2 separate regions of the Homo sapiens genome follow, and region 2 is linked to region 1. The links are chromatin contacts, found by Hi-C or POLR2A ChIA-PET in ENCODE. All regions are on one chromosome and are shown on one strand. The core of a region is the stretch at or near the end of the contact, and the rest is flanking DNA. Distances in the headings are between cores, read along the strand shown.

Region 1 (6,144 bases), core at 131-2,630:
GTGCTGCAACAAACATTTTATACATCTATCTCTGTATATATGTGTAAGTATACTGAAAATGAGTTCCCAGAATTAGAATGGACAAGTCAAAGGGCATACAGATCTTAATTTTGTTAAATTCCATCAAACTGTTTTCTATTATAGCCCCAAGAAGTTCCCCTTGACTGTTTCCTTACATCCTCATATTGTTTTATGAGTCCTAATAATTAAATATCCCTTTGTTGTGTGTTGCCCTTATATTTCCCATTGTATGTTTGATGTTGTTTTTCTCTTACTATATAAAAGTTTTAGATTGTTAGGTAGTGACATTTATCAATCTTTTTGCTTATGAGAGTTTCCAAATTTCCTGACATGCTTCGAAACACCTTCTCACAATGAAACATAAATACATAAATTCATCCATAAATGCATAAATGAGACAGATCTGTAAATATTGATAGAAAACAACTGGACACACAGTCTTAAGTGTAAAAGCCAATCACAGAAGAGTATGCACAATGTTACAGGTGTAACTACATATTTGCGTATGTCTAAAACACCTGTGGAAGGTGGCCTGGAGATGGGGAGAAATGGGTAGATGGAGGATTTTCACTCTTCATTCTTTTTACTATTCGAACTATTTTTTTATGTATTATCTATTCAAATGAAAATGTTTAAATCTTATTGTTTAAAAAGCAACCTCTATCATGTTTGCATACAAAAAAGTCTCCCTTTTCACCTACATTTCATTCCCTACCATTTAAAGCTTAACACATTTAGAATGTAGTATAATTAGTGAGGCAGGGATCCAGTATTGCCTTCTACCAAATAGATCTGTTGAATTTTTAGGTTTGTTAAGAGGCAAAGACCAAGGGTGGAGAGGAAGGAGTGAGAGTGCCAGGTGAGGAAAGTCTAAAATCTCTCGACTTAATATGAGAATGGTGGCCACGGAAGGCTAAGAGTCTCTAGTGCCAGGTGTGGGTTATACACACATCTTCTATGCAATTACCGTGACAAGCACCCAGGGTGTGAGGTGAGGTGTACCTCCTAGCTTGATGCTGCTGGTTCAAGTCCCAAATCAGAGAGGGGAAGCCAAAAAAGGAGCCGAGAAAGATGAGATGCTTCGCACGGTTTTTAAAGTAAAGTCGGAACATTCCTGACCGACTAGGCAGCCCCAGGCGCTCAGGTGGGAATCACTGCCCAGCACACAGAACCCAGAGTCCAGCGCGGCTGTCACCGGCTCTAGGCTGGATCTAAGCGTCGGACCAGGAGGCCGCAGTCAAAATCTGTTCTCCTACCTGTGTACGAAACCAAACTATTCTCGTCGAAGTGCTTTCCCAGGCTCCTAAGACGCAGCTTCCATACTCGCCGCGTTCTCAGCTGTTGGTCGTATCCTAGCAACGGCCCTGGCACCACCTCTTCCTGCCGGAGCACGGCAGGGGTGGGAAGGAGAGGAGCCAGAGGCGGGTGGGGGGGAGGAGCCAGAAGAGGGCAGCGGGGAGGGGCCGGGAAGGAGGAGCGCGGCAGGGTAGGGGGAGGAGCCAAAGACTGGGGGCGGGGCCGGGAAGGAGGAGGGCGGCAGAAGAGAAGGGGATGAGCCAGAGGCGGGGAGGTGGGGCCGGGAAGGAGGAGTGCGGCAGGAGAGAAGAGGAGTAGCCAGAGGCGGAGGGGCGGTGTCGGGAAGGAGGAGCGCGGCAGGAAATAAGGGAAGGAGCTAGAGGCGGGCTGGGGGCCGGGGTCTGGAAGGAGGATCGCGGTAGGGAAGAAGAGGAGCCAGAGGAGGGGGATGGGGGCTGCAAAGGAGGAACGCGATAGGGAAAAGGGGGAGGAGCCAGAGGCGAGGGGGCGGGGAGAAGAAACATGGCAGGAGAAAGGGGAGGAGCCAGAGGCGAAGAGACAGGAAGAGGGACGCGTCAGGGAGAAGGGGAGGAGTCAGAGGCGAGCGGGCGTGGAGGAGGGAAGCGGCAGGGAGAAGGGGCGGGGCCAGAGGCGAAGGGGCGGGGAGGAGGGACGCGGCAGGGAGAAGGGGAGGAGCCAGAGGCGGAGGCTGTTACCAACTGGCTACCTAGATCCAAGTGAATCAGGACACTAACTTCTCTCCAAGATCTTTTACACTTGTGAAACGGCACAGCTCTCTAAACCAAACACTGACAGCAGTTTAATTTTACAGATATAAAAAAAATCCGAGTCAGAGAAATCATCACGATGAAGTCAGAGGCGAGAAACTGTCAGGTGCCTACTTGCTTTTGTTAAACTAACAACTTGGCTCTCAGCTTCCTGGCAGCCAAAGAGAAAAGGGAGATAGTAGCTATCAAATAATTCTGCTTAGAAGAACTTTTGTTAATCACTAAATTAGTTAATAAACTAAATTTTGTCTAACAACAAATTCTTTTTTTTTTTTTTTTTTCTAGTGTATACAGAGTCTTGCTCTGTCGCCCAGGTTGAAGTGCAGTGGTTCGATCTCGGCTCAATGCAACCTCTACCTCCCTGGCTCCCGCGATTCTCCTGCCTCAGCCTCCTGAGTAGCTGAGATTACAGGCGCCCGCCACCACCCCCGGCTAATTTTGGTATTTTTAGTAGAGATGGGGTTTCACCATGTTGGCCAGGCTGATCTGGAACTCCTAGCCTCAAGCAATCCGCCTTCAAAAGTGTTGGGGATTACAGGAGTGAGCCACCGCGCCCGGCCTATCAATGAATAAGAAAACTTTTAAAGAACCACAGGATAGTATTGGAGGTCAAGTCAAGTATGTTCCTCTTGGAAATTTAGTAACAAACTACATGTTGCTATCTCATAATAGCAGCTAACATTTATGAAGTATTCATTGTCATGAGGCACCGTACATAGATTTCTAATTTAATCCTTACAACGATTTTATTAGGGAGAAACTGCTATTAGACCCATTTTGTAAATGAGAAAACTAAGGCACACAAAGTTTAATGAGGGAACCAGGATTAAACCTAAGCAATCTAACTCCAGGTCCCAGATTTTTTAACCATTACAGTACTGTTTAATTTGATTTGATATGTTAAAAGGATTAATAAAATTAATACAGGTCCATTCCCTTATTCATAAATGTTCATTGTCTTCATTTATTTCTTTATACTGTTCTGCTGAAATTGCACTCTCATCTCCCCAATAACTTTGTAATATCCAATGCCATTTTTTTCAGTCATCCCATTTTAAAATATATTTTTACTAGAATAGTGAAATATATATTCAGATAAAATTGGCTTTGTTTTAATAATGATCAGTAAAAGTAAATTCATTTTAATCATTTCCACACATTCATGAAAAGTAAAGGGGAAAAATGGGCATAGAGGTAACCACTAGAATTAGGCTTTCTTGGATGGGTAGACCAGGTGTGGAGGTGTGCAGATAAGATTTTACAAACACTCATACACTCCCATCTCCAAAATCATAATTTATCTTACATTCTGCTACTAATAAACATTCCACTGGTTTTAAACATTCACTTTGCTGGGTCTCCTCTTTAAAATTTGTCATTCACTGTTCTCAATGTTAGAGACGGTATGCAAACAGTAGGTTTAGGAATAGAGTCAGGAGATGGGGGAAGAAAAACTGGTAGGAGAGAACTTAAGTGTCTCACAGTGTTAAATGTGACTTGATAGCCACTATTCATTTTTTTTTGTAGTTTGCTGTGAGGATGACTTTATACAATTTAATCTTAAATAGGAACCTAACTTAGTTAGGCTTCCTTGGGTAGTCTGTGGAGCATGGAAAAGTTATTAGCATGTCAAAATCCTGTCCACGCACACATACACGCACATACACACAAATGTAGTTTGGTTACATAATAAATTTATATTCAAACTTAATGAAAACAACCAATAGGAAAAAGCTTCTCAATTCCAAAAGTGAAAGAGTAATTTTACAATACCATTTTCCATTTTCCTTTTCATGATAAATCTATGCATTTTCTCAGGATTTATTCCACCAAACGACTTCGTATTTCTCATGAAACATCTACCTTTATTCATCTCAGCATTTATTTATGTAATAAACATTTCTTTTGATGTGCTTTTATTTTTACAAAGATGCCACCTAGTGGCTTGATAAAATCAAGCATTTCAAAGTATCTCCTGTTGTTACTACAGGTTAAAATGAATAATGAATATTTTTAATATTAAAATAATTTAGAAAACTAAGGACCTGAAAATTTTTGTTTTGGAAATTATTTAGATTAAATTTGGATCATAATACCACTTTGTGAACTTGTTAAGAGAATGGAAATATAGGTCTATTGTCCCTTTTCTGAAACCTTTTAAGACAGATGTGTTTGATATTCACAATTTTTCAGATTTTTGAAAGGAAATATGGGCATATACTTTACATTATGTAACACATTAAGAGGGTCTGAGGAAGCAGTTTAGAATCAAATATATTGATACATCTGTGGCAAAATATATTCATATTCACATTGAAGTGCGATAAATACCACAAATAGCCTCATGTAATTCAGGTGGGGTTTGTTGCCAAATGAGTTATGAAAAAACTTTGTTTTCAGAGATTTTTGAAATTAGGAATTTAGATAAGGGACTTTGGACCTGTTTTACTCTGGTGAAAAATAATTCACCCTCCAGTTATAGAGAGATTAAAATGCCAATATTTTGTAAAAAAAAAAAAATAGTTATCTTTAGAAAACCTAATAGATTCACCTAAAAAAAAATTGAAGATCATGAGAAATACCAAAATAGAAATCTTTGCAATGCTTTTCATTTAATTATATACAGATGCCAATCATAAATTACATTTAAGTGTACCACAAAAAATTAGCTGCTAATGTAAACCTAAAGACCAATTTGAAAATTATTAGTGATGCATGGCAAGTTCAATTCATAAATTTTGTGGCACAGTCAAAAAAAAATTTAACCTTGGTTGTTTCTTTTTTTTTATTCCTATGTGTAATTTACCATGTTCCAATTCCCCACCACCACTATGGTCATGGAAATATATGTTGATGGTGCCACACTCAGCCTGGATTCCTTGTGGGTCTATGAGCACTCCTTGCCAACCCTCCTTAGACATGCAGTATGAATAAAAAATACACTTAAGACACTGGGATTTAAGGATAACCCATGCTAAGTCACTACATGACTCACTATTTTACTTCACGATCTAGAATACTGACTCATCTCTAGTCTCTCAAATGAATTCTTCCTGTCCCCATCAATCATTCAAACCCCTTATCACATTCCCACTGTGATTTCCTGTGAATTTTGTCTAAAATAAAACGTCGACCTCCTCTAAACACAACTGGTAGCCTCTCATTTACTTTTCTCTAAAACAATTGGCATTACTATTGTTGTAGCATAGGCTACAATCTCACTGAACACTTAGTTTTTGTTTTTGTTTTTAGTAGAGACGGGGTTTCACCATATTGGCCAGGCTGGCCTCGAACTTTTGACCTCAAGTGATCCACCCACCTCGGCCTCCCAAAGTAGTGGGATTATAGGTGTGAGCCACCACGCCTCCCTACTGAACACTTAGTTTTAATGGGAAGACTGCACTCAGCAAATCCAAAATACTAGTGATATGTTCAGCAATTTGGTACTTAATCCCATACCCCACAATACACTTGTGTAGGGTGTTAGACTTCTGTATGTTTACATAATCATAGAGGATGGGAGGAAAAAGAAAAAGCTGCTATTAGCCTACATGTGGGAATTTTCCTATATATTGTCATCTCCCTTTTAAAAAAGATACATTCATAAACATTGTTATTGGCTTAATTAGCTTCGCTCCTCTGAATGTGATTAGAAAATTGACAATAAAATATAAGCTCTCTTTTCTTCCATCCCCCAATTCTGAGGGAAAAGGAGGGGGAGGGGAGAATGAGGGAGAGTGAAAGGATACAATAAAACTTGAGGCCTGATTGCACATGATGACTACTACTGCTGGCATCAATTCATTCTATTCCAATGACAGACTAGTTGATCCTACTGGTGTGGGAAAGATGGCAACCTTGAGACCTGAGCCTTACTCCAGTAGGGTGCCCCCCTATATCTTGTTTGCCCAGGACAGTCATGGTGTACATCTGTTATCCTTATGTAATTATTTTCACTCAAAATCATTCCAAGTGGAATGATAAATTATCCTATAGTTATCCTAAATATAAGCCATTTTCATCCCAAAGGAAAGAATGC
Region 2 (6,144 bases), core at 2,375-4,874, 3.9 Mb after region 1:
CTCCCTTAAAACAAGGCCCTTAAAAGATCACTCTATTTATGACGTATGGGACTTGCTTACAAATATTAGGGAGAGAGAGTAAGTGGAAGGTAGAGAGGGGAATTGGGGGAGGAGGGGAGGAGAGAATATAGAGGAAAAGAGATTGTCCATGTAACAACTGATGGAGTTGTGTGATGGTTACATCAAGTTCCTCATATTATCTAGTTTTGAAGGTTTGGAAATTTCTATTAATAAAATCTTAAAACATAACTAAGAAAATACATACACTGCCAGAGTTATAGTGCCACCCTTCACTATAAATTGACCTATCTCTTCAAGGCAGAATGGCCTCATCAGGAATATACTGATCTCCTCTGGAGACTCACCCAGTATTCATAATCCAAATGTGGACAGATTTTTATCAAACATTATGTCATCTTCCCTCCATCTGTGGACATGATCTTTTAAAAGCTATCACACTACAACATATTTCTTTCAGTCCTGGAAATATCCTACCCACTCAGCATATACCTTCCTCTGAAATAATGACAATGAACTACTCTATAAGTTAACAAAGTTCTATTTATCCATTCAACAAAATTCTAAGAAAGTTTGATTCAAGCTAACAAGGCAAGAAAACAGTAACTACTGTTGACGTGATAAGTCTGAAAATTAACCTGCATGGAAAAAGTTTCTAGTAAAAGATGTTGAAAATTTTAAACTAATACAATTTTGTCTGAGTTCCTGCTAGTTGGGGAGAAAAAAAAACAAGCAAAAACATTTCAATACACGTTAAAAAGCTCAAGTCTAGAAAACATCTTTAAAGACATTAAAGTCTTCAGAAAACTCATTACCAGAACATACTAAATAAGGTATAATCACAAATTAGCTTATTTGTTTACTTCTTTATGTTTATCTCTTCCCACTCAAACATTTTATAAAGAAAGAACTTTATCTGTCTTGTTCACCACTTATATCCCCATTGCCTTCAACAGTGCTCTCAATAGATGTTCAATAACAATTTGTTAAAGAAATGAATGATCAATAAATTTCTTCCTAAATAAGATGGTTTCATTAACTAATTCAACTTCAATGATTAAAAGTGTTCTCAGAAAAAAAAAACTAGACTAAAAGGTCAGTGGAACATGAGTTTAAATGGCACTCACATCTGTATAGTTCAAAACTAGCAAACTCCATTCAACATCAGTAAAACATAAGTGATATATCTGCAGTTCAAATACACAAAATATGCAGTGTGAAAGGATCCTGAAAGTTAAACAGGTCAAGAGCAGTTCAATAGAAACTGGATCCCATCCAAGGATTGCCTGTTTTATTAGTACAGGTAAGTTATTACTGATCTCAGCAAAGTACAGTAGAGATAGGGTTGTAGTACGAATTTTATCCTCATCTGTAGCAAAGTTTTCTTAAAATGGAAGCTCTTCCCTTCTACTGATAACATTTTTTTCCATTAATCAGAAAATTACCTAAAATGAACTCTACTGTGATAAAATCCAAGTACATAAGTGCAGTTAAAATACTCCAACAAAAAGCAAGCAAATGTATTAAAAATCTAATAACTTTTAGGTCAAAAATAATGATAAACATCCGCCTTTAAACTAGAATAGCCTAGCCTTTATTTGATTTAGTGATGGTATGCATTCAATGATTCCCTTTTAAGTTATACCTTTTAATGATTGTCACAAAGCATATCAAAGTTCTAAGTAGAACTGTCAACAGTATATCAAGTTTATCAAATTAAAGTTTGCTAGTATTCTTCATGAGACTCCGAAAAACTTTTTCATATGATAAATTCAACTAAAGCAAGTTTCATTCCATAAAATACCCTGGAAATAATTATGTATTCTACCTAAATAAAAAAAGAGATTTCTCTTTTATTTCGCAATATAATATGTTCTGCCCAAGATATTTTTTTAAAGGTTGCGCTTAGCAAAACCTGATTCTCCCAATGAGTTCAACAAACTTTTAAAACCCAAACTAAACTCACTTTTAGACTTTCAGAACTACTTGCTGATTAAAATGCCTAAGAAACTTTTAATTTTTAAAGTTTCAGTGAAACAATTTCACGACAACAAATCTAGTATTCTATGTTTTCCTTTCTCTTCAATTTTAAACATTTACAGACCATAGGAGTATATTAACTGCAGGATGCCTTGAAAAAGAAAGAAAAAAGACTGAGCGACTGATCTTGTGGAAATGATTTAAGGTGACACTTGCAGTACTTTTTTTTAAGGGATCAAGCAGGGGAGACCTCTTGTTTGTACAAGCTTTTAGCTTCATAACTGGCTTATGCTAGGGAATATCATAGCCTGCTTAAGAATGACTACTGGGGCAGGAGGAAAAAAAGCTAGAAAAAAAGAGAAGGCAGAGTGGCTCTGATGGAGGGCAAAGCAACTGCGGACGAAGAGGGGTCTACCTGGTTCACAGCATCCGTGATGATGGTGGTCAGTCTGACAGTATTTGTCCCTTAAAGGCATTTTCAGTGGACTCGACCTACTTTGCTTTCACTGTAAGAAGCTCTTCATTGCGGCGTGGCTGTTGAAAGAAGCACAAACCCGTCACTCGCCCTGAACTTCCTGGGGGGCACTGGCTGCATTTTCCAGATACGTTCCCATCATCAGCTCTCCGCTTTCCCTCCACGGACCCGCACCTCCCTCTCGAAAAGAAAACAGAAAGACGCACAAACCCTCCTGCAGCCCAAACTCCCCACACAGGTTCATCGCCCTACCCGGAAACGCAGCCTCGGGTGCGCAGCGCAGGGCGAAGGCCTGGCCGGCAGCGCGGGCGGCTGCGGCCTCGCCGTCCCGGGCGGGCGCGCGGAAACGGAGCGCAGAGCGCGGCGGGCACCGCCGGGCTCCGGGACTACGGAGGTGCCGCTCCCGCCGGCTGCTGGCCCACGCCGCGCCCTCCCGCTACGCACGTGCGTTGGGGTCTCCCTGGCGGAGACCCCGTCCCCACAACCAAGTGCGCCCAACTTACTCAACTCTTAGGGCGGGCCGGCGGGCGGGCGGAAGGAAGGAAGGCAGGCCGGGCGGCCGCGGGGACAGCCTGGCGTGGGAGGCGGCTGCGGGCCCCACCTGGCGCAGCCTCCGCTGACCACGCGGGGGAACCCGGACTCGGGCCCGACGCGCTCCCAAAGAGTCCCCGCCGGCGCTGACGCGGAAGCGCCACAGCTCACCACGTCCCTCCGCGGGCCGAGACGACTGCGGCGGCGGCTCACGGCGTCCTCCGCGCTGTGTGGCTAGGCGGGAGGCGCGCGGGCGGAGGCAGTTGACAGGAGGAACCGCCCGGCAGCAGCTGCCGCCGCCACCACCGAAGGAGCCGGAACCGGAGCGGGCAGGACCTGAGGCTTCCCTCGCCGGGGCAACGGCTGCCGCCGCAACCCGGGTCCCACCAGCGCCGCTCCACCTGCAACGGTCCCTCAGGCTTTAGGAGAGGGGCGGAGAAAAATGGGGGTCTCCCCCAACCTTGGGCCTTTTCGGTGGTAGTTGTTGTTTCAGGAAACTTTATTAAGTCAGCCTCTCTTTTACTCTGTCGCCCCCTCCTCCGGAGAGCCCGAGCTACCGCCGCGGAGCGCGTAGGAAGGGGGAAGCAGAGACTCTCCGGCAGCGACAGGGAGCGACTGACTGACCCCGGACGGAGATGGGGCGAGGGCAGGAAGTGACAAGCTCACCGAGTGGGTGGGGGGAGTGTGGCCGGCACGCCCGGGAGCGCCGCGCGCATGCGCCCGGCCGGCGCCCCCGCCTGTGGGTAGGCGACGCGCTGTGCCCGCCGCGGCCGGTGGGGAGGGGACCGGGGCCGCCGGCGCGAGGGCCGTGTCCGAGGGGAGGGAACCGGGGCGGGGGACACCAGGGCCGCGGCCGGAGTCTCGGGCCGACCGAGAGCCGAAGCCCAAAGTGAGGTGTGAGGCCCGCGATGCGGCGTGCGCGCCCACGGAGACGGGCTGCTCGGCCACCAAACTGTTGCTCTCGCTGTTCTCTGTTCAGTGGAACTGAAACTCGGGGAGGGTTGGGAGAGGACTTAGGAAGCGGTGGGCAGATGTATGAGCCATAAGTAGTGATGATCCCCAAAAGGCTGTCAGTGCATTGCTAAATGGCAAAAGTTGAACATTTTTTTCCTGCCAACAATTTTCGAAGCATGCCTCCCGGAACTTGGGGATTCTTTTATCAGGCCCAAGGGAGGGAAAGCATCTATTGGTAGCAGATGGGTATTTATCCTGGCAGCTCCGCTTCTCAAACTTGAAAGTGGAGTTGGGTCACGTGGGCTCACGCACTTTCCCTCCTCTTCTGCGCCCCGATCCTGCTTGGAAAATCCTCGAAGATCCCAGTCATCTGTCAAATTCTGCCAACCAAGGGCCGCTTCTTGGGGGCGAGAGAGCCGCCTCCGTTGTTTCCTCCCAGCTCCTGGAACGTAATTCTTGCTCTTGGTGACATCAAGCAAATATGTGTCCACCGCCCGTCAGGAAATTTTAAGAGAATAAAGCCCATTCGCCTTGTCTCCGATCCTCCCCAAGATCCACTGAAAACCTTTCCAGTTGGTCCAACTTAAGCTGCCATTGTGCGGGGTCCTGAAAAAACTGAAGTTCAGTAGATAGACTTTGTTTAGAAGAGAAAAAGTTCAGTTTTCAAAATCCAAAGGAAAGTTTGTAAATTGATACATTTGTTACTTTAAAAATGTTGGGCCAGGCGCAGTGGCTGGTGTTTGTAATCCCAGCACTTCGGGAGGTCAAAGCGGGAGGATCGCTTAAGCCCAGGAGTTAGAGACCAGCCTGGCAACATGGCAAAACGCCCTCTCAACCAAATAAAAAAAAATTAGCCGGGCAGGATGGCGCGTGCCTGTGGTCCCAGCTACGGGAGAGGCGGGGGCGGGGGGCGGGATGGCTTGGGTCCAGGAGGTGAAGCGTTTGCATTAGGTCTCCGGGGATTGCAGCAGCTTGATTCTAGGGGATGACAAGAAAGGGATAGAAACGTGATCTTTAACTAGTCACATAAGTGGTATGATCATATATATCTGTCCCATAGTTAAGAGGCATCACCCAACGTGAAACTAAAATATGAAATGCCACAGTTTATAAATTAATGTAAAATAAGTTATGATACTTCTGTGATAGTGTTTGTTATGCAGCCAATAAAAATCACATTTTATATAAAATTTAGTTGTATGGAATATGCTTAAGCAACAAAAAAGAAGTATTTTGAAATGTGATATTTTAACAGTGGGCTGTAACAGTGCAATTATGAATGATTTTTATTTTATTCTTTTGTATACTTTGCAAAATTTGTAAATTAAGTATATAAAACTTTAATAAGCAGAAAAATTTTGAAACGCAGTAAGAAGGCTGTAATAATATGAAAATGGTATACACTAATAAAGCTCAATGTCACTCCAAAAAATGCAGTGAAAAAAGACTGAAAGAAACATGCAAATATCTACACTGGAGACCTCTGCGTGGTAAAATGTGAGGTAAAATATTTTCTGCATTTTCAGAGGATCTTTTCCTACTTTTATGTAATAAACATATTTATCATAGGCTTAAAAATGAATATGCAAGTCTAAATTGTTCTAACCCTGAAAAAGCTTTGCTTCAGATATATCAGTTGTTTGCTGACCAGGTGTGAGTAAAAAAAAAAAAAAAAAAAAAAAAAAAAAAACACACAAAAGTATGTTTTGTGAGCAAATGTAGTGTTATTTATATTCGAATGCAAAGTGGTCAGTACCAGAGGGTCCTCAAAATTGCTTGCTAACAGAGTAAGTTTAGACAATCTTTGAAAAATTAGAATTAGAGTCAAGATGAAATGTGCATGTCGGTAAAACAAATATTAAACATATCTGTATAAAAACGAAATAATCCAATTGAACCTGGGAGGCGGAGGTTGCAGTGAGCCGAGATCACGCCACTGCACTCTAGCCTGGCAACAGAGTAAGACTCTGTCTCAAAAAAAAAAGAAAGAAAGAAAGAAAAAAGAAAAGAAAGAATCATAAAAATTGAGACCCAGAGAGATTAAGTAATGTGCTAGTCAGTAGGAACTTGGGGTCAGGACCTAGATTACTCCCTACTATAATTAACAGTACTACTATTTGACATGTATTGAGGAGTTAATATTTTTTAAGCTCCATATTAGCTCATTTAATCCTATCAACAATTTA

The links. A loop is a pair of places that touch in the nucleus more often than their neighbours do. ChIA-PET counts read pairs that join two places held with the same protein, here RNA polymerase II (POLR2A). Pooled maps may share reads with other maps.
Region 2: a map of naive thymus-derived CD4-positive, alpha-beta T cell shows a loop between it and region 1 (4-fold over the local background). The contact joins the promoter of ZNF800 here to the promoter of IQUB in region 1. A Hi-C loop is called at or near these places in 1 of 168 maps with a recorded cell type or tissue (naive thymus-derived CD4-positive, alpha-beta T cell), 1 of 37 single-sample maps with no recorded cell type and 11 of 50 pooled maps. POLR2A ChIA-PET finds 5 or more read pairs at or near these places in 1 of 52 experiments (T-cell).

What each region holds. Positions count from the first base shown.
Region 1 is chr7:123,533,215-123,539,358 of GRCh38, forward strand. IQUB (IQ motif and ubiquitin domain containing) reads right to left here and starts at 1,381. Exons shown (of 13, transcript NM_178827.5): 1 at 1,278-1,381. It overlaps LOC124901740 (a long non-coding RNA gene), which reads left to right and starts at 1,317. Exons shown (of 2, transcript XR_007060507.1): 1 at 1,317-2,211; 2 at 2,391-3,045. NDUFA5 (NADH:ubiquinone oxidoreductase subunit A5) reads right to left here. Exons shown (of 5, transcript NM_005000.5): 5 at 3,783-6,144. RefSeq lists silencers at 1,448-1,677, 1,698-1,847, 1,928-2,057 and an enhancer at 2,128-2,267.
Region 2 is chr7:127,389,084-127,395,227 of GRCh38, forward strand. ZNF800 (zinc finger protein 800) reads right to left here and starts at 3,625. Exons shown (of 6, transcript NM_176814.5): 1 at 2,977-3,625; 2 at 2,414-2,532. The coding sequence starts at 2,474. RefSeq lists silencers at 2,785-3,184, 3,585-3,984 and enhancers at 3,080-3,580, 3,425-3,554, 4,295-4,424.